Linked DNA regions of Mus musculus: all the other regions are linked to region 2. A link is a loop called in an ENCODE intact Hi-C map of the cell type or tissue named here. Cell type or tissue: left cerebral cortex. All regions are shown on one strand.

Evidence for each region. A loop is a pair of places that touch in the nucleus more often than their neighbours do. Peaks named below come from ENCODE experiments on the same cell type or tissue, not always from the same donor. Only the 100,000 strongest peaks of a DNase experiment are listed, where the experiment ranks them.
Region 1: it touches region 2 in a loop (2.4-fold over the local background); 2 of 42 quality-filtered maps call a loop at or near these places.
Region 3: it touches region 2 in a loop (6-fold over the local background); 24 of 42 quality-filtered maps call a loop at or near these places.
Region 4: it touches region 2 in a loop (5-fold over the local background); 5 of 42 quality-filtered maps call a loop at or near these places.
Region 5: a loop joins it to region 2, with 4 times the contacts of the local background. A loop is called at or near these places in 5 of 42 quality-filtered maps.

What each region holds. Positions count from the first base shown.
Region 1 is chr10:97,798,640-97,803,639 of GRCm38, forward strand. The region is part of intron 3 of Gm10754 (predicted gene 10754); the gene reads right to left. Among named protein-coding and RNA genes, the nearest start is that of Gm25658, 56 kb to the left of the region's middle. In left cerebral cortex, no CTCF peak of the experiment used is centred here; DNase peaks (open chromatin) are centred at 2,775, 3,290 and 3,665; H3K27ac peaks cover 2,006 bases.
Region 2 is chr10:97,710,219-97,715,218 of GRCm38, forward strand. All of the region lies in intron 4 of Gm10754 (predicted gene 10754), which reads right to left. 4930525C09Rik (RIKEN cDNA 4930525C09 gene) reads left to right here and starts at 4,554. Exons shown (of 3, transcript NR_130993.1): 1 at 4,554-4,637. In left cerebral cortex, a CTCF peak has its summit at 2,645 (motif pointing right); a DNase peak (open chromatin) is centred at 2,670; H3K27ac peaks cover 234 bases.
Region 3 is chr10:99,082,124-99,087,123 of GRCm38, forward strand. It overlaps the pseudogene Gm51755. Among named protein-coding and RNA genes, the nearest start is that of Poc1b, 22 kb to the right of the region's middle. In left cerebral cortex, a CTCF peak has its summit at 2,982 (motif pointing left); a DNase peak (open chromatin) is centred at 2,978; H3K27ac peaks cover 55 bases.
Region 4 is chr10:99,613,792-99,618,791 of GRCm38, forward strand. All of the region lies in intron 1 of Gm20110 (predicted gene, 20110), which reads left to right. Among named protein-coding and RNA genes, the nearest start is that of Gm20110, 7.1 kb to the left of the region's middle. In left cerebral cortex, a CTCF peak has its summit at 2,219 (motif pointing left); DNase peaks (open chromatin) are centred at 1,735, 2,192 and 4,010.
Region 5 is chr10:98,912,340-98,917,339 of GRCm38, forward strand. Atp2b1 (ATPase, Ca++ transporting, plasma membrane 1) reads left to right here and starts at 2,813. Exons shown (of 21, transcript NM_026482.2): 1 at 2,813-3,032. In left cerebral cortex, CTCF peaks have their summits at 1,525 and 2,769; DNase peaks (open chromatin) are centred at 1,696, 2,104, 2,675, 4,313 and 1 more place; H3K4me3 peaks cover 3,902 bases; H3K27ac peaks cover 4,329 bases.

The DNA.
Region 1 (5,000 bases), 88 kb after region 2:
AAAAATAGTACATGTTGATCTCATGTCCTTTATGAAGGAAAAGCACTAGGGTCCTCAGAGTCAAGGCTTACAGAGAAGTATGGAAGGAAGTTTTTCTTACCAGGTTTATGTCCTCACTCAGCTGAAGTCCTCAATTATTTTGAGACATCTGAGTCCCCCCCGCCCCCCAGGCTCAAGCTGATGACTTACTTGGAATATGCTTACCTTGTATGTGCAGATCCAGAACCTGCTCTACTATTAGTGTCCTGGGAACTTCGACAGGTCAGGGTCACTTTTATGGTGACTAGTTAGGTAGTTAAGAGCTAGGATATTGAAGGGTTCTTCATTGATGGAAACACAGGGAAATTAGGCCAGGCCCAGATGGTCTCCTTATTCAGTAGGTTGAAAGCTTGTCAAAAAGAACTTAGCAGGAGGTTTAGCAGGAGTCTTTGAACCACAGGAGGAACACGTCTTCCACAAGACTGTGGGGACTACTGATAGAAAGGAAATGGTTTTCTGCTGTGCTAGGTTGGATACGAGGTCACAAGCAAGAATGAACACAGATGGTGAAGAGTGCTGGTGAAGTCCTTTCTCTTAAGGAAAGAACAATCAGTGTATTCTTAGCTGGTGATCACGTGTCAGAGAAAGAAAGTCTGTCTCAACAGACTTGGGACACAAAGAGAAGCCTGGAGAGTCCAGCTCTTTCATTTCTAAGGGCGTAAGAAGTCATTGATAATTAAATGCTGGGTGGTTCCATTTGTAACTTAAGATATATTACCACCATTTAGTCCAATGCATCTCCTATCCATCATGCTACTCCTCTTTTGACAGTTTTACCAAAACCCAGTAACAGGAATTCTGCCATGGTTTGGATGTCGCATGTCTCCCAAATCTTCATATCCTGATAGTGTGTTCTCAAGCCCATGGCAAGGTTGTAGAATTGTTGTGGAGATGGGGACTACTAGGAAGACATAAGCCTGAAAGATATAATGGGGTGCCAACAATATTTTTCTTTCTTTGACTCCTGGCTGCTATGAAGTAGGCAGCTATTAACTGTCTATGCCTACCAGGATCCACTGTGCCACCAACATACCTAAACACAATGGAGCCTAATTACCACAGACTGGAAACATGAGGTAAAATAAACTTTCCTCCTTTAAAATCTTGTTGTCTTACTGCTTTGTTACAGTTATAGATTATTATCACACTCTGAGATCCAGACCACTCAGAACCTGTGAACACTATATATTGAAATGTATAGTTGAATTCCTTTTAGGTTTCATAAATGCAAATGGGGCTAGGATCTCAGCAGGGCAAACAGATTTCAATATGCCAATGAAGGCAAGGATGTGTTCTGTTTCCTTGGCTATATAACTTCCAGCTTCAAGTTATTATGGTGCTAATTTATTTGGTGAACGAATGAATGAAACAGGCTTAACAAATCAGCTTGAAAGTAGACATCTGTATTTATCTTGTGTTTTCTCTTTTTCTTTTTCTTCTTAGACTGGGATCAAGCTGTAGCTGGCTATCATGGAACTCATTATGTATCTAAGGATGTCCTTAAACTAATTCTTTTACCTCTGGAGTCCTTGATTACCATGTACCACCAGAGTTGGTTTTATGTGTGGACCAAACCCAGGATTATCTGTGTGCTAAGAAGTTACTTTAAAAAAAACTGATATACATACCTAACTACTGGGTGTGTGGGTGACAACCCAATTTGTAGTAATCAGCAGTTGCTATGATAAGAGATTGAGATAAACAACATATAAAGAGGAAAGAAAAATATTATGTTATCTTATGGCTGTGGGAGCTATACCCTATTACCTTATTTTTCTGTGCTTTCTTGTCGTTGTTGTTGTGGTGGTGATGGTGGTGGCGGTGTTGGGATTGATGGTTGGTGAGGTGTTAGTGATAGTGTGTTGGGAAGTGGGTGGTTCTTGCACACAAATACACACAATGTGGAAGCTACAGGCCAATATCAGGCTTCTCCCATTATTGCTTTGGAGACAGGGTTTGTCCTGAATCTGAAGGGCTATGATGCAGCCAGACCAACAACTCTCAAACTGTGGGTCATGATACCATTTGAGGGTCAAAGGACCCTTTTACAGGGCTCAAATGTCAGATATCCTGCATATCTGATATTTACATTATGATTCACAGTAGTAACAAATGTTTAGTTGTGAAGTAGTAGTGAAATAATTTTATAGTTGGGGATCACCACAATATGAGGAAAGGTTTACAACATTAGGAAGATGAGCGAGACTTTACCAGAGAACTCCAGAGAGCTTCTTGTTCATGCCCACAGCACTAGTGTTAAAGACTTTGGTGCTGGAGGCAAACTCAGATCTTCCTTTTTGTGTAACAAGCACTTTACTCACAGGGCTATCTCACCAGTCAATCTTTCTAATAGCTGCATTGTCAAATGGAGGACTTGTTTACATATTAAATACATTCATTGGGCACATTGCTTGTTCTGACCTAACTTGGGAACTTAGTTCATAAATGATGGTGGTGGTTTGAATGAAAAATACCATCCATATGACCAGATTTTTGATACTACATCTCCATTGAGAGGACAGCCTTGCTGGAGGAAAGGCTTTGAGCATTTTAAACCTCAGCCTACTTCCAGTTCTGTCTCTGTCTCTGTCTCTGTCTCTGTCTCTCTATCTCTCTCTTTCTCTCTCAGTCTCTTGTGGATGAGGAAGTTCTCTTCTCAGCTTCCTGCTCCTGCCACTGTTCATTTCTCTTGACATGCCTTCACACTGTGATGGATCCTTAAGCCTCTGTAACTGAAGGCCCAGGTAAGCACATCCTTCTATAATTTGTTTTGTGTCCAGTATTTTGTCAGAACAACAGGAAAGTAATTAAGACAAGAAGGAAAATGCGATTTCTATAGAGAAATACATTCTGGTTTCCAAATGACAGGCCTACAAATGAACTTTTAGAACAAGAACCATCTGCATGGTGAGGCCTGCTTGTGTTTATGGAACTATCCCCCTCCTCCCACCCCCACCCCACCCTGCCTTGTTGCCTCATAGGCTGCATCTTAACATGTCGGGTTGAGCATTTCTTTTCCTTTTGTTCCTATTTTTCCCTTTAAAAAAACGAATCCTCTGAAATTCTTGGCTATGTGTCAATGCTGTATTCACAAGGATTAAGGGCCAGCAGGGCTGCTGTGCAGCAATTCAAAAGTTGAGTGCATCCTGGGGATTGGCAACACACAGACAGCTATTGTGCAGGAAGCCCTGGGTTCCAGTAATGGCATGTTAAATTTAGCAGCTGTCTTGAATTGTCATCAGAGATGAGGTGGAGGCGGCCGTCTGGCTGTAATCTAGAGTCTTTTGGAGTTTTACTTGAAAATTGACTTGAAAGGACTTCTCTGAAGGAGAATATGTTTCAGCTATTCGTATTGTCTATAAATTAGAGCGACTTTGCAATGGAGATGTATGCGCACATGTGGCTGTGCTGCACAACTGTGTTCTTAATGGTTAACATCTTTCTCTGCTGTGGGGATTCTATTTAATTCCATAACAAACCTCCAGGGAACTTGATGAAAACTCATGGGTGCTGTCAATCTAGTTATCCTCACGTATGAAGATAAAACCTTGTGGAAAGAAATGGGAGGGGCAGCAAGAAACACAGCAGCAACCCAATTGTCATAGCACATTGGGGACTTTTTTTTTCCTAACTGACATGCAAGAGACTAATATAGTAATGTAGCTGACATTTTTTCCTTTTTCCTATCCAGAGTGTAGGAGTTAACTGTGATAAAACCAGAGTAACTTCAAGATGAAATTGAGCCTCAGAAAACATGTGGATGAAGCTTCTGTTTCACCATCAAGGACACAGAGACACAGAGAAGGGTGATGTGAGAACTGAAGTAAGAGGACAATGATATAAAGAAGAATATGTTCATTCTTTCGGATCAAAACTGGTTATATGTTTTATAATAATAATTTCTTACCAAATAAGGAGAATTGTATAAAACTCTGCTCTGCTCTGTACCTAGGTGTGATACTTCCATCTCTAATTTCTTAAAACTTGCAGAAGCCCAAGGAGAACTTCTACAATTACTTCTCCTACAGTTCCTTGTTAAGTCAGGTCTCCAGATGACATAAGGAAATAACATTGGCCTATGAAGTCATTCACTTAGTATTGAATGCTTTTTTGTTCAGTTCAATACACAGAATGAAAAGAGACAGATGCCAACAGTGAAAATTATAACCCCCACAATCATCCTGAGAATGAAAACTTTTCATTCTTTATACCAGGATATAGAAGCAGATGCTGATACTAAAGTCTAGTTCCCTAATTGGTTCTTGATTTGGGCAATAAAGAAGAAGGAGCCAATTGCTGGGAGAAGTGTCAAGATGGGGCTTCCGGGTCTCAGGAGGAAAAAGAGAGGTGAGGAAAGAGAAAGGGCTTTTTGGCCAGGATTTCGAATGAGAAGCACACAACATCTACCTAGTACCCCCCCACCCCCAGAGCTTTTGTCTCTAGCTGCATATGTATCAGAAGATGGCCTAGTTGGCCATCAGTGGAAAGAGAGGCCCATTGGTCGTGCAAACTTTATATGCCCCAGTACAGAGGAACGCCAGGGCCAAGAAGTGGGAGTGGGAGGGTGGGGGAGTAGGTGGGAGAGGATGTGGGGGACTTTGGGATAGCATTGAAAATGTAAATGAAATAAATGCCTAATTTAAAAAAAGATCTTGGGGTAGCTAGAACCAGCTGAGGCTGGTTGTCATAAGCTAGCTGATAAGGGACGGGAAGGAGATTCTGCACACACACAGCAATTGTGTTATCTGACAATTTCTAAAAAAGTAAAGCTGTCAAAGAGTTTTTCATCTGCGCAGCAAAGATGGGCAGAGAAAGAGAAGCCAGGGCAGTACCTGGTGGCTTGGCGAAGCTACCCAGGAGGAACAAACACTGTAGAGTTGAAGTGTTGTTCATGAAGTATAATAATATAGAAAGCTCTGCTTAAGTCTGTTTTCAAGTATTATGACTGGAGTGAGAAGGCT
Region 2 (5,000 bases):
GTGGAGCTATCTCTGTAGTTGGTGTCTTAGTTAGAATTTCATTGCCATGAAGAGACACCATGACCAAGGCAACTCTTATAAAGGACAACATTTACTTCAGGCTGGCTTACAGTTTCAGAGGTTCAGTCCATTACCATCATGGCAGGAGGCATGACAACAGGTAGACAGATATGGTGGCTGGAGGACCTGGGAGTTCTACATCTTAATCCTAAGGCTGCCAGGAGAAGAATGGCTTCCAAAGGTAGCCAGGAGGTGTCTCTCTCTCTCTCTCTCTCTTCCTCTCTCTCTCTCTCTCTCTCTCTCTCTCTCTCTCACCCTCCCTCTCTCTCTCCTGTACTTGGCAGATCTTGAGCACTAGGAACCCTCAACCCACCTACACATTGATACATGCCCAATAACAAGGCCACACCTATTCCAACAAGGCCACACCTCCTAATAGTTCTACTTCCCATGGGCCAAGCATATTCAAACAACCACAGTGGGTTACAAAATCCTATGGTATATGCCCAGGAGTGATAGAGCTGTGTTGTATTTACTATTATTCTTGAACTACTGAAAATTCACAATCCAAGGATGATGGAGATGGCTCATTTCATAAAGTGCTTATGACCCAAACACAAGAAAACTGAGCTCAGATTCCCAGGACCTATATCAAAAGCCACACGTCATAGTGTGTGTTCATAACCCTGTGGCTGAGTATACAAAGATAGGTGGATGCCCAGAGCTCCTTGGCCAGCTAATCTTTGCTGAATTAGTGAACTCTAGATTCAATAAGATATTCTGTTTCTCAGCTCCATGTGTTTCCCATTCTAAGAAGGAACAAAGTATCCACACTTTAGTCTTTCTTCTTGAGTTTCATGTGTTTTGCAAATTGTATCTTGGGTAGTCTAAATTTCTGGGTTAATATCCACTTATCAGTGAGTGCATATCATGTGTGTTCTTTTGTGATTGGATTACCTCACTCAGGATGATACCCTCCAGATCCATCCATTTGCTTAAGAATTTCATAAATTCATTGTTTTTAATTGCTGAGTAGTACTCCATTGTGTAAATGTACCACATTTTCTGTATCCATTTCTCTGCTGAGGGACATCTGGGTGCTTTCCAGTTGCTGGCTATTATAAATAAGGCTGAGACAGAAGAAAGGACCATCCAGAGACTGTCCCACCCGGGAATCCATCCCATATATATCCACCAAACCCAGACACTATTGCATATGCCAGCAAGATTTAGCTGACAGGACCCTGATATAGCTATCTCTTGAGAGGCTATGCCAGTGCCTGGCAAATACAGAAGTGGATACTCACAGTCATCTATTGGATGGAACACAGGGCCCCTGATGAAGGAGCTAGAGAAATTACCCAAGGAGCTAAAGGGGTCTGAACCCTATAGGAGGAACAACAATATGAATTAACCAGTACCCCCCCAGAGCTGTGTCTCTAGTTGCATATGTAGCAGAGAATGGCCTAATCGGCCATCAATGGGAGGAGAGGCCCTTGGTCTTTAGAAGATCATATGCCCCAGTACAGGAGAATGCCAGGACCAAGAAGCAGGAGTGGGTGGGTTGGGGAGCAGGGTCGGGGGAGGGTATAGGGGCCTTTCAGGATAGCATTTGAAATGTAACTGAAGAAAATATCTAGTAAAAACACAATAAAATAAAATAAAAGATATTCTGCGACAAAAACTGTCTTGGTGAGCAATTGAGACAGATATGCAAATCATAAAACCTGGCATCTACATTCACATACTACACTGGCATGTACATGTGCACACAGTTGAACATGCATACATACATATATAACACACAAAAATTTAAAATCACATAATTGACCAAAAAAGTCTTATCTATAAATCATATGATTTTAATGAAGAATTATCTTTAGGGTTTTGTAGAAAGAGTCAACTTTTAAGGTTAGCAACTTACTCAAACACGGCATTCAATCTTGATCTAGTCAGGTATCATTTAAGCTTTCCCAATGTTTTGTTAATTTCTTTCAAAATATTTTACCTGAAAAGTCATGTTAATGTTAGAATATAAGTATGTTTAATATGCTTTCAGAAATTTCATAATTCTCTAAAATGGTCATAAAAAAACACTAGAAAGAAAATCAAAGCTATATAGCCTGATTTTAACATTTAAGTAAATTAGATTGCATTTTACTTGATATTGTTTGGAGGCCTAGAGAAAGCCATTGTAGACACTGTGAGTTTAAGGAAGAGATAACGTCGAGCTTTCATTTACTCAAAAACAAAACAAAACAAAACAAACAAAACCCAACCATGTTAGCACCTTCAGACCTGTTTGGGTACTAATAAAGTTATTTAAAGTTGCTCTTAAATCGCAAAAGTTTCCCCAGATAAATCTTAGTCTTGTACCAATATATAACTCCTTTCTAAAACCTATTTTTATCACTGCATTGATATTGAGGAGTGAATGGGGAATCCACTTCAAATGTGTAAACAAAAGCTATACTCAGGCCTAATGTGAGCAATAGAAATAAAGTGGTGCAAACATAATCTTCCCAGACCCTGTTGGTACTGCTCTCTAGATGAACTCACTGTCTGGAATGTGGAAATCATTTCCTTTTTTCTTTAACATCTGTCATTGGAATTTAGCGGCAAGGTGGTGCATTGCAGATAGAATGCTGGCTCTGTCAGCTTCCCCTAGATGGCGCTGTTTTCTAAGAAGCTACAGTCGCGTTTTGGTTTTTTGTTTTTTAAATTGTGTTCCTGTTAGCACATAAACCTTACACTAACTACTGCTTTATATCTTCATGTATGTGTGTGTGTGGGGAAGGGCTCTGTGTGTACAAATACCGAGTCACACTATGAACATGATTTTAAAGTCTTCTTTCCATTTGCTGAAACCATAAAAATGCATTTGATTTACCTTAAAAACCTCAAATATACATATAAGAAATGATATGTCAAAAGGATATACGCTGAGATTTTTGTTAATTGTGGGAAAGGCTGTGAAATTTTATACTTGGATGTGAGTTTCTGGGCTAAATGCCCAACGATCTTTTTATAAAGCATGCAGTGATTAATACTTTCTTTAGATTTACAGTGGATTTTTCTTGTTGGCCTCTCAGCCTTCAAAAGTGTTTTATTACATTACTGTGTGTGTGTTACATTATTTTGTGTGTGTGTGTGTGTGTGTGTGTGTGTGTGTGTGTGTATGAGAGGGGGGCATAGCTTGTATGTGTAGGTCAGAACACAACCTGTAGGAGTAGGTTCTTTCCTTTACCCACGTGGGTTTAAGGGGTCAGAACTGGGGTCACCTTATCAGCCAGCACATTTACCTTCTGAGCCATCTCACCACGTCCTCTAGTGTTCTTCTGTGACTCTTCATTCACGTGCTCAATTTTCTGGTTGAGTAAGGAGAGACCCTGAGGTATGTTTAGTTAGACTTTTCTATATTGAAAGGAAGAAACAATAGTATATAAAACAGCCAAGCCACTTGGAAGTAGAAGTGATGTGGAATAAAAACCTGCATAGAATTCACAAAAAGGAAAACATTTCTTTCCTTTTCATCCTCTTCTCCCTTTAATGGCCCACATCTTTGAGGTGGCTCACTCTCACCCTGTGTCTCTCCCACTTTGCTTTGTAAATTCTCCACTTCTGTTTGCCATGTTTTGACTTTCCCACTGCTCCACCTAAGTCTTTCAGGTTCAAGAGACATGGAGCTGGCCTAGAGGATGCATGGCTGTAACTTCCTCTCTTAGACCTAGTACAGAGTGCTTTGATGCATCCTATTATCCCGTGTAAAGGGGGGGGGTGGTGGGAGGAATTTGAATTAAAGTATCAGCATTATCATAGTCATTTGCAAGGAAACTTAACATGCATTACATCCCGAGCATCTAGGAACCCCAAAACCCCATTTTCTAAATGAACCATAAAAGAAACTAAGGCCTTATATCCCAGTTGAAAAGTTGGTAACTGACAATGGAGAGCTGAGAGCTATTTCCTTTGCTGCTGAAAACTCACTAGTTTTTTTGCGGTAACCAGCTTCACAGAATGAAAAGGCAGCCCCGTGTAATAACCCGTGTCTGTAATCTCAGCTCTAGAGAGGACGAAACGGGACAGTCAAAAGTTCAAGGCGCTTCTCTACCACACAGTGAACTCTAGGCTGTTCTGGAGTGGAAATGAAGGTTCTAGCTAAACGTCCTAAATAGTAAAACAAAAGCAGAATATACTAAAATGCGACCCAAGCACTTCACTGCCACGCTGTGGCTCCTTCTGCCTAGCTGTACCTTGACGTTTCCTCTGCATTCAACATAAGTGGCTGCTTCAGATTCAAAACGAAGTTTCTATAAATAGACTCTTGAAAAGGATTTGCTGTACCAACTTATACGACCCTTGCAGTGTTTCTGTCTGGTACCCTCAGCAGGGGCCTTCGTCAGGAAAGAGGGTTATCATTGTCATGTTCAGGGCAATCATGAAAACTTTGGTCTGGTTCCATTTGGAACCTTGATGGGACACCCTCCCGGTCTCTCACAAAGGCTACCTTGGCAACTGCTCAGAATGTAAAGTCCCTCAGCCCCTGCAACCTCAAGGTAGCCATCCATTCTCCCTATCTCCCTGATGTGCCGCCTCACTGCTCACTGGCACCACCGTTTCTAGCTCTTCTCTGTGAGGTATGAATCCTTCATATCAGGGTCCAGACCCAGGATCTGTGAGGGACAGCACAAAGCTCTAATGTTCTATGTAAAGGAACAGGGGAGAAAGCTTTTTATTTCTTCTGTGATTTATCTCTTAAATTAATATACACACAGACACACACACCACATATGCACACACACATATACACACACATGTGCACAAACACACATACACAGAGACACACACACTCACAGACACACATGGATTTTAACAGTGAATGCTGTGTTATATGAATGAACACAGGCAGGCAAATGCAAAGTTCTCACAGATGCCCTTGTTTGGCCCACAACTCCAGTTATCCTCACCTCACACACTCATAAAGAGAGGGAAACACACAC
Region 3 (5,000 bases), 1.4 Mb after region 2:
ACTTGCTGTCAGTGAGTCTCTCTCCCAGCTTCCATATTCTGAACGGTTGTAGACTCAAGACTCTGACTCTCTCTCTCTCTCTCTCTCTCTCTCTCTCTCTCTCTCTCTCTCTCTCTCTTAAATTTTATTTATTTAATGTATGAGTGTTCTGCTGCATATATATCTACAGGCCAGAAGAGGTCATCAGATTCCCTTATAGGTGGTTGTGAGCCACCAAGTGGTTTCTGGGAATTGAACTCAGGACCTCTGGAAGAGCAGCCAATGCTCTTAACCACTGAGCCATCTCTTTAGCCCTAGACTCAAGACTCTTAGGCTGAAACTTAATCACCAGCATGGCGGCATTAGAGGTGGAACTCTCGGAATATGATTAGTTCAGGGAGGCATTGCCCTCACAGAATTAGTGGTATGACAACAGAGAGCCTCCCAACACTCAAGGTGACCAGCTGTATTATCTGTGAGCCAGGGAATATAGAATCTCATTAAGCTCAGAATCTCTTGCCTTCTTGAACTGTGAAAAGTATGTTTCTGCACCCATAAGCCATGTAGCTTGTGGCATTTTGTTACAGCAGTCTGAAGCTCCTGCTTCCTGACCTGCTTGAGTTCCAGTCTTGACTTCCTTTGGTGATCAACAGCAATGTGGGAAGTGTAAGCTGAATAAACCCTTTCCTCCCCAACTTGCTTCTTGGTCATGATGTTTTGTGCAGAAATAGAAACCCTGATGAAGACAGCCTGTCTTCTGAAGTGGTCAGATCAACAGCCAATATAGACTCTGGAAACCCAGACATGAGTATGGATGGGAGCAATTCCTCTCACCATTACCCTTAATATTTCACTTGGAGAGCGTTGTTTCCTTCTTGGAACACTCACCTTGTGGTCTGAAGTCCTTGTATAATGTGGAGAGTCTCCACCAGCAAACACGAGGCTGTTCATCCCCTTGATCAAGGGCAAACGATGGTGTGTCTGAGTATGCCAATGTGTTTGCCTTTTCTTAAGGAGAAATGGGAAGTGTTGCTACAAAATAAGAGCAGCACTATTTAAACTCATTATACTGGGAGCCCAATACACACAGTGAACAGGCAACTGCAGAACCAATGGAGATTCCTGGGGATGGAGGGCCAGGGTCAGGAATCCATGACTATTGGATTAGACCTGCCCAGATGTGGGCCTTTGGTGGGTTATTTTATTTTCGCTGTTTCCTTCCCTCTCTTGCTGCCTTATGCCCTGCTAACGACTGATAGTGCAGTTCAGGTTCCAAAAACGAATCTGATTGGCCTCCATCCCCATCAGGGTTGGGAGATGATGAAGCCATTTGCCTTGTATTTAGGACCTGTGTTTCTGGAGCTAAAAGAGGGACCAGAATGGCGGCTGAGGAACGACAGCTTAGCCTGAAATCGTTATTCTTAGCCATGTTCTCTGCATTGTCCTGTCGAGCTCTGTGGCCTGGGACGCTGACCTCCACTAGGGCCGCTGTTGCACTTGCTTTTGCTCATTCTCTGCCAGGAGACCCTGGCACGGGGCCAGAGAGCAGAGGAGAGCAAGGCTGGGTATTCTGATGCCCTCCTCTTCTGTCATCTTTGCCTTGCCATGGGGCAGGCAGTGTTACAGCTAGCATGGCACCCCAGAGGTCAGGACTTAGGCCTAAGCGATACCTCGGCACGTGTCACTTCTGTGCTAACAGTGCCCACAGCTGTGTAAGTTGTCCCTGTGTGGAATGCTCTTCAGCTAGGCACTTTGAGGGCTCCTTTCCAATACTTCATAGGTCAGCAGGTAAAGCTGCCGAGAGGAGGGTAGAGGTCAGTTACTGTGGGAATACGGAGAAGTCTGAACAGGCCAGAATAAAACGCATGTTCACATCCTGAAACCGTCCAAGGCAAAAACAATGATCATTATTGATTGGACTTCTTTTTTTTTTTCCATTATCAGTGAGAAAAATCTTATGACATTGGCTCATGGGCACCAAAGTTAAGGGATTTTCTAGGACGCAGTCGATCAGTGCTAAAACTGGAACAAACTGGAACTGCTACCTTAATCCGTAGCTATTATCAGGACCTTGTAGTCCTGCCCTGCTATTGCAGTGGAGGGACTATTTTAAGTAAAAGAATGCTGGTCTGGCACCAGATTCCTCCCCTATTCATCCACAGTCAATGGCTGATGTCATTTGTCGCAGCATTCTTTAAGTCCATCCTTGCAATCCGAGAGTCTCTTTTAGCATATGGGTCAGGTACCCACTATCAATCCATCCGTTAGAACACCCAGTGAGAGACTCTCTGACACTCTTGAATTAGAACTTTGGTCTCAAAGTCAGAAACTGAATTGGACCAAGTGAACCTTCCAGAACCTCTCTTGCTCCTACAGCCTTGGCCATTGCTGACATATTTGTGGCTAGCCTTCCGGGTTCCCTTGGGCTTGAATAAGCCCCAGATTTGCGTGCTCTGTCTCCTGCTGTAAGAGTGCCAAAGACTGGCCATGTGTCAGAAGAAATACAGCACACACCCCTGCAACATGAACAATCTGCCGGGTACTCTTCTCTTGGCTCTTTGTACATTTTTTGTTCTTGTTAGATGTATTTTCTATTTTCTACAGACACAGCCCTGACTTTATTAAGCCCTTGAAGACAGGGAAATCTTTGGCCCGAATGACTAACCCAGTAGCATGGGAGCGAGATAGTACAGGGCACAACCGTATGCGCGCGCGCGGTTTGAATGCAGGCTCGCTTCATCTCTGTAATGTAATTATTTTCTACCTGCTTCAATGACTTAGCGGAAATCAGGAACTTAGCAAACAGCAGATACTTAGTTCTGGCTTTGTTTGCTGCACATCAGTCCCGGTGTGGTGAATATAAGTGCGAAGGGGGAAGATCTCTATCCCAGACCCCAATCCCTTTATTCTTTTCCGCCAGACTCCATTGCCTAGGCAAAAGCTCCTTCCTTGCGCCCATGGCAATCTAGGTTCGCCTCCTGAAGGAGTGAAGTCCGGGAGCGCCCTCTAGAGGACAGCGGGGCTCAAAACCTCTGCTACATTACCGCTCACAAGATCTGTGCTGTGGTTTTATTTGTCCCTCCAAAGGTTGGTCCCTCCTCTTGTGTTCTGTTTGTCCTTCGAGATCTATTTCCATTTCTTTCTGCTTTGTTCTGGACCCCAGGCTGATGACCTTCCTTTGCCACCACCACTTAGCTTGATTTTAACCAGTAAAAGTCACCCGAGATGCATCGTTGAGATACTGTTTCTCTCAACTCCTCCAAGCCGGGCTGTTAGGGGTAGGTGGGCAGTGCTCCTCTACCCAACCCCACAGCTGCTCCCATGCAAACCCGCATGTTCTACCATGCCCAGCTCCTTGGTGTCAGCTCCCTGGACACAGAAATGACTTCCTGATGAGGCTAGCTAGCCTCGCGGTGGAAGTTCTGTCTTCAGCCTTGTGTCCCTTAGTCCTGGCTGTGCCCTTCTTTGTAAATAGCCCATGGGTCATGCTCTTCCCACTAGCCAGTCTGAGTATGCTTTATTTTCTGGTTCCTGTTGGGTTCTACTGATACTGTATGCAAAATCTTTGACCTAAGTCTTTTCTCTCTCCTACCTCCCCAATACCCTGTGAGCAATAAACCAATTACTGAAGTTTGCACAATGTAAGCATACTGTGTATATCTTAGGATTCTCTCCAGAATGCCTCCAGCAGGCAGGCCCTACTGTCTCTTGTTCAATTCCTACATAACCTACTTTCCCTCTACCTAGCTCCAATTCACTCTCTATTTAAAGCCTTCCACTAAAATGCTGCTTCTAACCAGGTCTTCCTAAACTTTGGTACACGTTTGTTGTTGTTGTTGTTTTGTTTTGTTTTCCTTATGTGCTTGGCATCTATGCAATTTCTATCCTATGAAGTAGCTGTCATATATTTGTCTGTCTTCACCTTTTCTTTAGTGTCTAGGAAGATCTTGGGTAGTTTAATTACATTCTGTGACTAGATTAATTAATAATGCCTAATTCAACCCACACACATCTCCTGAACCGTGGGGATTTCTTCACACGTGTTCTGCTCAGTGCTTTTGTTATATGATTGTGGGAAGGGATGTTGTCCCCTCCAACGTGAGGGGGCACACCCAGTTGCACCTGTCACTGGCAACCACCTCGTCACTAAGGAGACCGCTAGTGTGGAAAGAAAACTAGAGAGGAGGGAGGGCAGACTACAGAAGATCGTGGAAAGCAGAGTTGTGCCCTTGATCAAACTATGTCCAGCTGTCTTACAAGATGGTCTGTCTGGGATGGGACTTTTGTTTATAACCAAGTAAATATGTAACACTGGTGGTTAATTACTGTGGTGGCTTGAATGAAATTGACCCCCATAGGGTCATGGGAACTGGTACTGAGTCTCAAATACTCAAGCCAGGCTCAGCGTGTCCTTCTTCCTGTGGCCTGCCAATCCACATATAGAGAACTTCCAGCTACCTCTCCATCACCATGTTTGTCTGCATGCTACCCATTCTTCTTGCCATGAATAATAATGGATAATGATAATGGACTAAACCTCTAAACTGTAAGCCAGCCCCACTGAAATATTTTCCTTTATGAGAGTTGTTGTGGTATCTCTTCACAGCAATGGAACCCCTAAGACAATGATGAGACATATGCAACACACAATTACCAAAATGGCTGAGAATGCAGGTCACTTGGCTGCCTATTTGCCTGGAATGTTTGAAGCTCTTGGAAAGTGAAGTCCTACAAAGCTCTTATTCCAGCACTTGGGACATTGAGGTAGGAGAATCATGGGTTCAGGGTCATTCTTAGCTGCTTAAGGTGTTCAAAGCTTGCCTGGGATGCATAAGACCCCATTTGAAGAAAAAGCCAACTCAATTACTGAATTATTTTCTTCCTCTTTTCAAGCTCAGGTAACGGAGCACTAGATGAAATCTTGCCTGGGTAAGGAATAGGACCCAAGCTTCATGTGTGGTTTTGCTGATGGTAAGATATCCTCCAGTTCCCTGTAATCTTCTTTAAAAATGCTTTTGTCT
Region 4 (5,000 bases), 1.9 Mb after region 2:
GTAAACTTTAATATAATTGACTCAGTATTTCCATTGCGATTGGTACTCATTATTCTTCTTAAGGAAAGCCTCGTTGAATAAAATCTTTAATGTTCTAGAAACTTTATTTCCTCAGTCTCCATCTTATCTGAAATTAACCTTGATATATTGATATGGGATAGAGAATGATCTTTTCTCACATGATTAACTGACTTCCACTCCCTCTGGTTTGTGCTTTGGTCTTTCATATGCATGGTCTCACCCTGTTTCTATTCTGTTCTGTTAGCTAAAAAGATATGATTCTTTATAGGCATCTACTATCTACTTTATACTTTATAGGTATTCTACTTTTATAAAGACTCTAAAGTGACGGGGCATTTACTATTACTATTTTAATTTGAGAACACTTTGGCTTGACTTGTTCCCTTGAACTCTTGTTGATAGTCATTTCAATAGTAAGTTCTCAAATTCTTCCAAATGCATGCTCGGGATTCGGGTTTTCAGAAGGGCCAGTGCCAGAGCTTGCATGCAGCTTTCAAACCTGAGTCCTAGCTCGCTATCAGCCCTTTCTCCTGAGTCAGACATCAGTCCTTTCTAGAGTCCTGTACATTACCCTAGCTATACAGATGCCTGCTCTTTTGCCTCCATGAAGAGCTTCCATCAACAATGCTCCAATGAAGTGCCTTGAGAGCTGTTTGGCTATTTGCATGTTATGTGCATGATATTGTAAAAATTCCAGTCTTACCCACCTGCCTTCCCAGTGGTGAACCATCATCCTGCTGCTGGGAGCTATAAGTCACACTGCCTTCTTTTCATGTCTGTACTTTGTGAGGAGCTGTGGGCATGCACTCAGGAAGGAGCTCTCTGGACAGAAGGTTATGAGAATGCCTCATCTGCTTAAATGTCACTAGGTCCTCTTGTTATGCCCTCTTTCTGTGGGAAAACCAGAAGAACTCGAGAATTTCGAAGTCCACTGCAATTTGCAAAAGGGTCCTTTTATTTAGCTCGGGTGCTTTAACACTTGAAGAGTTAGAAAGTCTTTGAAAGCTAAGGGTGAAGGGGAGGGGAAGCCGGTTAGGTGAGTCTTAACTCAGACATGATACCATTTAGTAGGGCAGAAGTGCAAGGCTGGGAGGGGGACTAAAGAGTATCTTTTGTGGGGCTATCAGGAACTAGTTTTATGGCTGGCCATAAATGTCTGTGACCACTGATTACCTCTTTTCTATGATTTAAGCGTGGGGACCCTAATCTCTTTTCTTCAAGGATAGGCACCAGCTGCACCTGGTTATCTAGGAGAGTGCTGGCCCTGGAGCCACCGAAGCTGAGGAGCTTTTATTTGTCTTACTCAGGCTGTCACTCTCGACTCCTTGAGTCCTCTTGGAGTGGCTAAGGAGATGGAATGAACCCCTACATTTGATGCAAGGGGGTAGGAGGATCAAGGCTTCCAAGGGGCAGTGTAGAGGCAAATGGCAGAAGTAAGCCTTCTTCTCAGGGAAAGACCCTAGGGGGAAGGAGGACTTCTGCAGGAAGGTGCAGGAGCAAGCCATCTGTGCACCTCAGCCTCTCAGGCTGCTGTGCTAGTAAAAAATTCTACATGCTTCTCAGTACCTGGTGGTTTTTTCTATGTCCCTATTTGCCAACGCATATGTAACATCTTAGAAGTTTGGGCTTTCGTGTATTTCCCTTTGCATAATTCCTAAACGTTTTCCAATGCGAATTCTTCCTTATATGATTACGATCGTGAACAAGTTTGCTCTCCAGAACAGATTACCCTCAGTACACATGTGCCAATACAGGCAAGCAATTACACGTGCATACACAGATGCACACACATATACCACTGGCCTGTTTTCCTTATACATGCAAAGTATGCAGAAAGCTCTTTTCCCCCCGACAGACCTCTATCCACCTACCTTCTTTTCTTCATCTCCACTCAAACCTAGTGAGAGCTTGTTCCCCTCTTTCCCCCAAGTTCTACTGAATCCTGCTAACATGGAAAAGCATGGTCTGGTTTAATGGATATGAATATATGTTTGCAGTAGAAAAATGAGTTTTTTTTTAAAAAAATCAGATGATGAAGCTGCAAAATATAACTAACTGTAGGCAACGTGAACGAGCAGAAGAGTGGTACCCAAACTGACTTAGCTGAGTCCATTGTCTATGAACCCAGCCTATTCATGGCAGATGATGGAACGCCATCTGCTGGGTGCCTTGTTATTACTGGTCTCCAGACGTGTCTCTACTCTGCCACCTAGTGGCCTACCCTGCTGCTGCAGCACACACTTGCTCAGAAAGAAATTCAGGATTTAAACTGACATCCACTACTAACTAACCCCGGCAGCTCCCTTGAGATTTATAGTAAAGGGATTTCTTTCATCTACCCCGGGGTTTATGAGGGTAGGAGGATAATGTTTGGAGGTGTAACAAAATCGTCTCTAAATCTTACCGATGCAGTTCATACAGTATTAGTGTTGATTCATTGTTAAGGATCACTGTCATCTGTTGTTCAAGAACACTAACAAACCATTGATTCTGAGAAATGTGTTTAAACCTTAAAGGTAAATAATAAGTTAAAATGTATGCTTTCCTCCTCTCTATGGGGCTCCGTATGCCTCTCTGGGAACTTTTTGAGGTCTTCGTATTTTAATGTTGTATCCAGTTTGTCACACAGGCCCAATGGCATTAGAATAATCCCTCTGTGTCCCAGGGTATTGGTTCCAGGGCCAATCTACCATTATGTTGTTCTTTTTATATAAAATGGCATAGTATTTGCATATTAACCTGTGTAATCCTCCATCATGCTTAAAATCACTCTCAAGTAATTTATAATACTTAATATGTACAAATGCTATGTAAATAGTTGTCCTAATGCAATAAAGAAAAAGTCTCAGCCGGGCAGTGGTGGCGCACACCTTTAATCCCAGCACTTGGGAGGCAGAGGCAGGCAGATTTCTGAATTCGAGGCCAGCCTGGTCTACAGAGTGAGTTCCAGGACAGCCAGGGCTACACAGAGAAACCCTGTCTCAAAAAGACAAAAAGAAAAAAGAGAAAGTCTCTTTATGTGTGCTCAGTACAAAAGCAATAATATTTGAATACAATAATATTTGAATAAATACAATAATGTTCGAAGGTTGGCTGTGGCAATGCATGCCTGCAGTCCCAGCGATCAGGAGGCAGAAGCAGAGGATTCATTAAAATTTGAGACTAGTCTGGGCTCTCTAGGGAGTTCCAGAACAATTAGTCCTAGAAAACAAAAACAAAACGAACGGAGAACAGAAACATAATCCTCGTTTGTTTCGGTCTATCCATGTGGACATCAGGAATATGCAAGGTTACCCATATTCCATAAATATTTGTTGAGTGAGTAAAATAATTAACTTCTACCTATATGAATTGTGATTTAGTGTCAAGGAGACCAGATAAAGACTCCATTTCTGATATCAGACAAGAGTGTAATGGACTTCAAGCTTATAGATGACAACGTGAGCGAATGATATAGGAGATGAAGCATTTCAGATAATGTAAGCTAAAATAGAATGGCATTTGCTAGTTAAGATCATAAATCACTGGCCTTTTATCTTTCTAAATTTTAAAAGTTGTTTTTACACATTTACATGTAAAATACACAGGAACACATGCAAAAATATACAGAGCTACATATATTAAAAAGTAAGTATGGGTTTAACAAATATAAATGGTGTAGTTTTGATGGAATTCCTTGAGTTCAAGTTTTCTTGGTACGTAATGTGTGTAGGAGGTCATTTTGTGACATAGTCAGAAACCTAGAGAACTTTGCTTAGCACCCTGTCTTGGCTAAGGTTTCATGGCTGTGAAGAAGACACTGTGACCAAGGCAACTCTTATAAAGGAAACCATTTAATTGAATCAGTCCATTATCATCATGGCTGGGAGCATGGCAGCATGCAGGCAGATCTGGTGCTAGAGGAGCTGAGATTTCTACACCTTGATCTGAAGGCAGTAGAAGGAGATTGTGTGTCATACCGGGCAAAGCCTGCCTCCACAGTGACACACTTCCTCCAACAACGCAACACCTCCTAACAGTGCCACTCCTCGTAGGCCTATGGAGCCAATTACATTCAAGCTATAATAAACCCACAAAGCTGTCCACAGTATACATGTCTCACAGAGCTAAGATATTTCATCTTTTGTTCTTACAATCCTGCCTATCCACTCTTGTTTTTTTCTTTTCTTCTTTTTTTCTCTTCCTCCTCCACCACCACCTCCTCCTCCTCCTCCTCTTTCTCCTCCTCCTCCTCCTCTTTCTCCTCCTCCTCCTTCTCCCCCTCCCCTCCTCCTTCGAGATAGGATTTCTGTGTAGCCCAGGGTTGTCGTAGAACTCACTCTGTAGACCAGGCTAACCTTGAACTTACAGAGACCCTCCTGCCTCCACCTTTCGTGTGCTGGGATTAAAGGCATGCGCCACCACAGCCCGGTACAATCCTTGACTGTTGTCCTCAGTGCACATGTTTCTCTCGGTTATAGTCCAAGAAATGGGTCAAAAGTATGTATGTATTTAAAATTTTGGTGACATAAGCCTATGTTAATTACAGATTGATATATCAAATGACAGAAGTCTTTCCCACTGGTATGGTTAGTGAAACTGATATGTATTTGTGAAGTATTTGACATAATCCCACTTGATGAGACAGAGTCAATTTTCTCCATTTTAATACTTGTTTGAGCATCTTGTTGACACTGGCTGGGCTCCCTTCCCTCTTGTCCCCCCTCCTGTCCCTACCCCATCCCATCCCCTCATCCCTCTCCCCCATTTCCCACCCCCCTAAGAATTCTAAGCCATGCCTGACTCCTAGGAGGGGCTCCTCCGTAAAGAGGAGGCTGTACAGTGGTAATGATACACATGGCGTGTCTGCTTTACAGCACTGCATTGAACAAGGTTTTTATGTGGGTAGAAATGTACACCCATTTTAGTAAAAGTATTAAAGATGTACTAAGCAGACTAAAACTAGCTAAGGCTTCATGGCTCAGAAATAATTAGCATTA
Region 5 (5,000 bases), 1.2 Mb after region 2:
CACCATGAGGCTTCAGTCTCATCTCTTGCACCAGAGGAAAATAAGAAACCCTAATTAAGCAACTCAGCAGTTTTACACCGAAAAGTATGTCATTTGGGGAGGTTTTAGGATGAAGCCCTGCAGGAGGGGGGAATTGAACTTCCTAAAGCTCAGCTGCTTCTATACTGGTTTCAGCTTTAATTTTGTATCTGAAGCATAAAAACACACAAATCAAATATACAGTACAATTACCCTGGCTATCTGAGAGCGAGTTTATCATATATGCAACTCACATGAAGTGCACACAACTATGTTCTGGGACATGCATGTTTTCACTTGTGGGTACATCTTTGGATACCAATAAAAATTTCACTGCAATCATGCTCTATAGTAAGGAGTTTCGGTGATTTTTCGTGAGCATATACTCTACAACATGCATCTTATGAGTTAGAATTACAGCAAACCCACAAAGTGAACAGATTCTAGTTTAGTCTATTATGGGTTTTGCTGGTGCAGCATGCAATGATTCACTTAATACTTTAATGTCAAATTCTTGATTAAAATAGAATGCATAATTCAATTTTCTATGGGGACTTCCTTGGAGAAAAGCGGGGAAGTAGCCAAGAGTTCATAAATGTGTCTGCGTTATTCTAAAAGATACTTCGGGGTGAGAAAATACTGGAAATTACCTAAATGAAATTTAATTAATTTGTTTTTCTAATTGTAGATTTGAAATAGTAGCAGGAAGGGCTATTTATTGTATCACATCAACCAATTCTCTGTGATAAACAGAGAGAGAGAAATACCCAGTGCCAGTTTTACATGTCAAGGGCACAGCTCAGAGGTTGGTAATGTCTACCCTGGTGGAAGATATAAATGGAAAAATTATTTTCAGCAGTTTTATCATGGAAAATTTGCTTTTAAACTCAAGTATTTTCTTTTCAAGCCTTTATATTATTTTAAAACAAATGCTACCCGACAGGGAACATACATAATGCAGTACTTGTCTTACCGGTGTGCTTTGGAGAAGACTATGAAACTACCAATTCTTCCAATTCAGGGTTGAAAAAAGCAAAACAAAACACTTACAGATCACTTTTTTTGATGTTTTTTTCTCAAGCTAAGTGATGCTGAAAATAACACGGATAAGGTCTAAATTGTTCGGGGGAAGGGGGAACCTTTAGTTCAAGCAGAGATTACAGAAAGATGGGACAGGATACACATCTTTAAATGTGTGGATACAGTCAAGAATATCCTTTTTTAAAGTAGAAGTAATCATGAGCGGTTTTCTTTTGAACTGGTTGGACCAGAGTCGGCTACCTTTTACCGTCTAAATACTGCACGGTACTCTGCATGATTTTTTTTTTTTTTCTTGTTCCTTTCTCCTCGGGAAAGATGAGGGCAGGATTTAAGTATTATGAATTAAAGACCCACTAGCTCGCCACAGGTAGGAAAAAAAAAAAAAAAAAAAAAAAAAAAAGCAGCAGCCGCAGCAGCAAACCCAAAAGAGAAACACGAGGACTTCAAGCGGACCTTGCGAGGCCTGCTTGCACCGGCTAGAGGACACGGTTTGGGCGCTGCAGCGGGGATCCCCGGTGTCGGTGGCCGGGCCAGCGCGCCTACAGGGCGAGTGGGCTCTCTTCCCAAAAGGGAAGGCACTTTGGCTGTCGGGCGAGTGCGTCACCGTCCGGGACAGGAGACAGGTCCGCTAGGGAGTGGGCGCCGAGCCGCTCTCCCGTCCCGTGACCCGGCATCGCCTCCACCCGGGGGCGACTCGAGCGGGACCCCAAGTGAAGGGCGTCCCACTGCGGCGGCACTCGTCGCTCTCCGGCTTCCTCACGTTGCAGGAGCCGCCGGGCCGCGCGCCCAGGCACCGGCGGTGACGGACGGAGTCACCGCCCCCTCCTCCCCCGCCGCCCCCTCCCGCGGCCCTCCCCGGCCCCGACACGTCATGGAAACACAGACGTCAGAGCCCCGACGGCCAATCGGAAGCCGCCGCAGGAGGGGAAGGGAGGGGGCGACAGCGCAGGAGGGGGCGGGGGCAGCCGGGAGCCCGGCGCGCAGGGAAGGAAGAGAGGGAGGGGCGCGCGGAGGCGCGAGTCGCCCGCCCCGCACTACAGGCCACCCTTTCCACACCGCGCGCTGCAAGTTCTGATCCCCGCCGCCTCACCCCACCCCGGGCGCGCGCTCGCCAGGCGGGGCCGCGCTCGCCGGATCCTCCCCTTAAACGCCCTCTCCGGGAAGCGCCAGTCCCGGTCCGAGCGGCGCTACCTCCGCTCGTGCGCGCGCGCGCGCCCGCCCGCCCGCCCTCAGGCTCCCCGCGGGCCGCGTCACGTGACCGCGCCCAGCCAAGGCGGCAGCGGCGGCCGCGCGAGCATCCGCAGCGGTGGCAGAGGCAGCGGGAGCAGCTGCGCTGCCAGCGTGGAGCGGGAGGCGTGGAGGTGTGGAGAAGAAGGGAGCGTCGGACCGGAACGGGTGAGCGCCCTCCTCCCCCCTTGCCTGCTCGGGCGGTCTCGCGGGTCACCCGGTGCACACCGGGCCCCTGCCCCGGAGCTGGCCGTTGCCCCTTGAGCTCCGCGTCTGCGGACCGGTGTCCCCGGACCCCGCCCCGGGTTGCACCCCGCCCGTTGCTGCTGCTGTTGCTGCTGCTGCGGACGCCGGCGCGGGGCCGGTTGAGCTGCTGTGCCGAGCGCGGCGCGCCCTGAGCGCGGCTTTGCGGAGCGGAGGAGGCGGGTCCTGCGGGGACGCGAGCGGCCACTCGGCGGCCGCCGGGCTCTGGGCGGGGGCCGGCCGGGCGCCGCCTCCTCCTCCTCCGCCGCCGCCTCCTCGCGGTGCAGCGTGAGTAGGGAGCCCCGGCTGGTGGACGCCGAGTCTCTGGGCTCCGCCGCCGCCGCCTCCTTCCCGAGGTGCAGCCGCACCTCCGCGTGGCGCCCCGAACCCAGCGAGCCGGCTGCGGGCACGTCCCGCGACCCCTCGCCGCCATCCCCCGGACCCACCCGCCTAGCTTTCCTTGATTCTTCCCCTCGGAAAAAATGGTTCCCGCTGCGGGCGAGGTGAGTGGCGGCCGGTGGCTGCCCGCGGCGGGGGCGGCCACCTGCGGGGGAGGCCGGGTGGGGCGCGCAGGGCGCGGCGGGGGTCCTGACAGCTGGGCGCGGGGTGGAGCGCGGCGGGTCCCCGCGAAGTTGGCGGCGCCGCCGGGGTTCGCTCCTGCTAGGAGACCGTAAAGGTGAGGAGGCTTCCTCTCCGCGCGCCTCGGCGCCGGGTCCAGCTCGGAGTCGCCGTCCCGGTGGCTTCTCGTCTACACCCGAGGGCTCTCGGACTTCGCGGGGCTGCCCCTGCTGCCGCCACAGCCCATCTGAACACCGGTCGCCCCTACCCCGGCATGTGGTGACCTTGAGGGCAGCGGTGCCCCGGCACTCCCTCTTCCTGCGACCCGGGAGGGTCACCCATTTAATCCCTGGCTTGGGCCCCCGGGAGGTACTGCCCGTGCAAGGTGAAGGTTTGTCGTCGGCCCCCCGGAGAGGATGGTGTGATAGATGCCTGTCAGACAGGACGGTGACTCCCGGGGAGTTGAAGAGCCGCCTGGACGCTCTCTTCAGGTCTTGAGTCTGGCCCCCCAGGATGTTCACGGGTGCTTCCGATTCATGTTTATGTACTTAGTTTAAAAGGGGGAAAATCTGCTCTGTCCTCGGAAAGGGTCAGTAAGAAAGGAGGGTGGCATTCCTATTGCGGGGGTGGGGGGGGCGGAGGTGGCGGGGGCTTCTTCTCTATTTCATCTTGCAGGAGAATTTTGTGTCTTAGCTAGTTAGCGACCCCTGGGTCTGCGCCTCGGTCTTTGCCCAGGTTGGTCTCTGCACATTTCAGTCACCAGTTTACTGCGGGACTCTAGCATTGGGAATGCTTTTGCTGTTGCGGTGATCGGACCCGCAAGGGGAAGCTGGGGCTGGTCTGCGTGGGTAAAAGGGTCTGCAGGACCTTGGTAAGGACGCGAACCTCCTCGGTAGGCTGTTTTTTTTACCCTTCCTAGGGGTTAGAGCGCTGCAGACAGCCACCTTTGGCTGCTATGCATGCTACTTTTCTGGGTTTATTAATAATCTAATGACTCCTGTCGGTATCGATTGCTGTTCCTGATAAATTAGTTATATGGATTTTTTTTTTCATACGAGTGGAGGTATATGCATGTCTGGACTGTCTGCCTTTCAACATGGAAGGCTTTGTTGTGCTTCACCTCCCCCACCTGAGGACAGTCTTACTTTAAAATAAGGTTCTTGATCCTCAGCGTAGGTGTATTTTATAATAATAAGTACTTGTAAGGACCTGGTTTGTACAAAGCGCGCATAGGGCATCCCTTTGGATAGTGGCCCATTTGAGTGAATGGAGAGCCTTCACTTGCCCTGCCACCAGCTTTCCCTAGGGAGACTCCCTGTCCTTGTGTGTGGCAGAGCCGGATTGGGGGAATTAAAAGAGGGATTGGAAGGGGGAGAATCTGCTTTTTGTACTTGTATGTTTCATTTAGCACCCATCCCTTTTTTTCCCCTTCCTGGTCAGTTCAAATTTGAAGTAAATAGAAATTTTTTTTTTTTTTTCTTGTTGAGAGCTTTTGAAAGCTGGTGTAGGAAATTGGGCCTTTTAAGCCATGTTTTCAGGGAGATGTTTTACTTTCTACCGTGCTTTGGATAAAACAGTTAAATGGCTGTCATAAAGGGTGGATCTCTGTCCCGATTTTGGCTTGGGTGTAACTGCAAAGATCTTCGAAAAGTAACTGTTATTTCCTACCATATACTCTGCAAAAGTGAGTCACATTCGGGTGAGCTGAGGACAGAGCGCCACCTTTGATCTAAAATTTTGTTATCCCCCCTCCCACCCCCGATCAAATGATGAAAATTAAGAGTACGCCTTCATAATGCTGTCGTCCTCAGCCGTGTGCCCCCTTAGAAGTAAGGGAGAATATGTCTTCATTTTTCTATAATTTCAAGACCTTGAGAGGAATTTCAGCCACTGTATGGGAAACTACGGTGTTT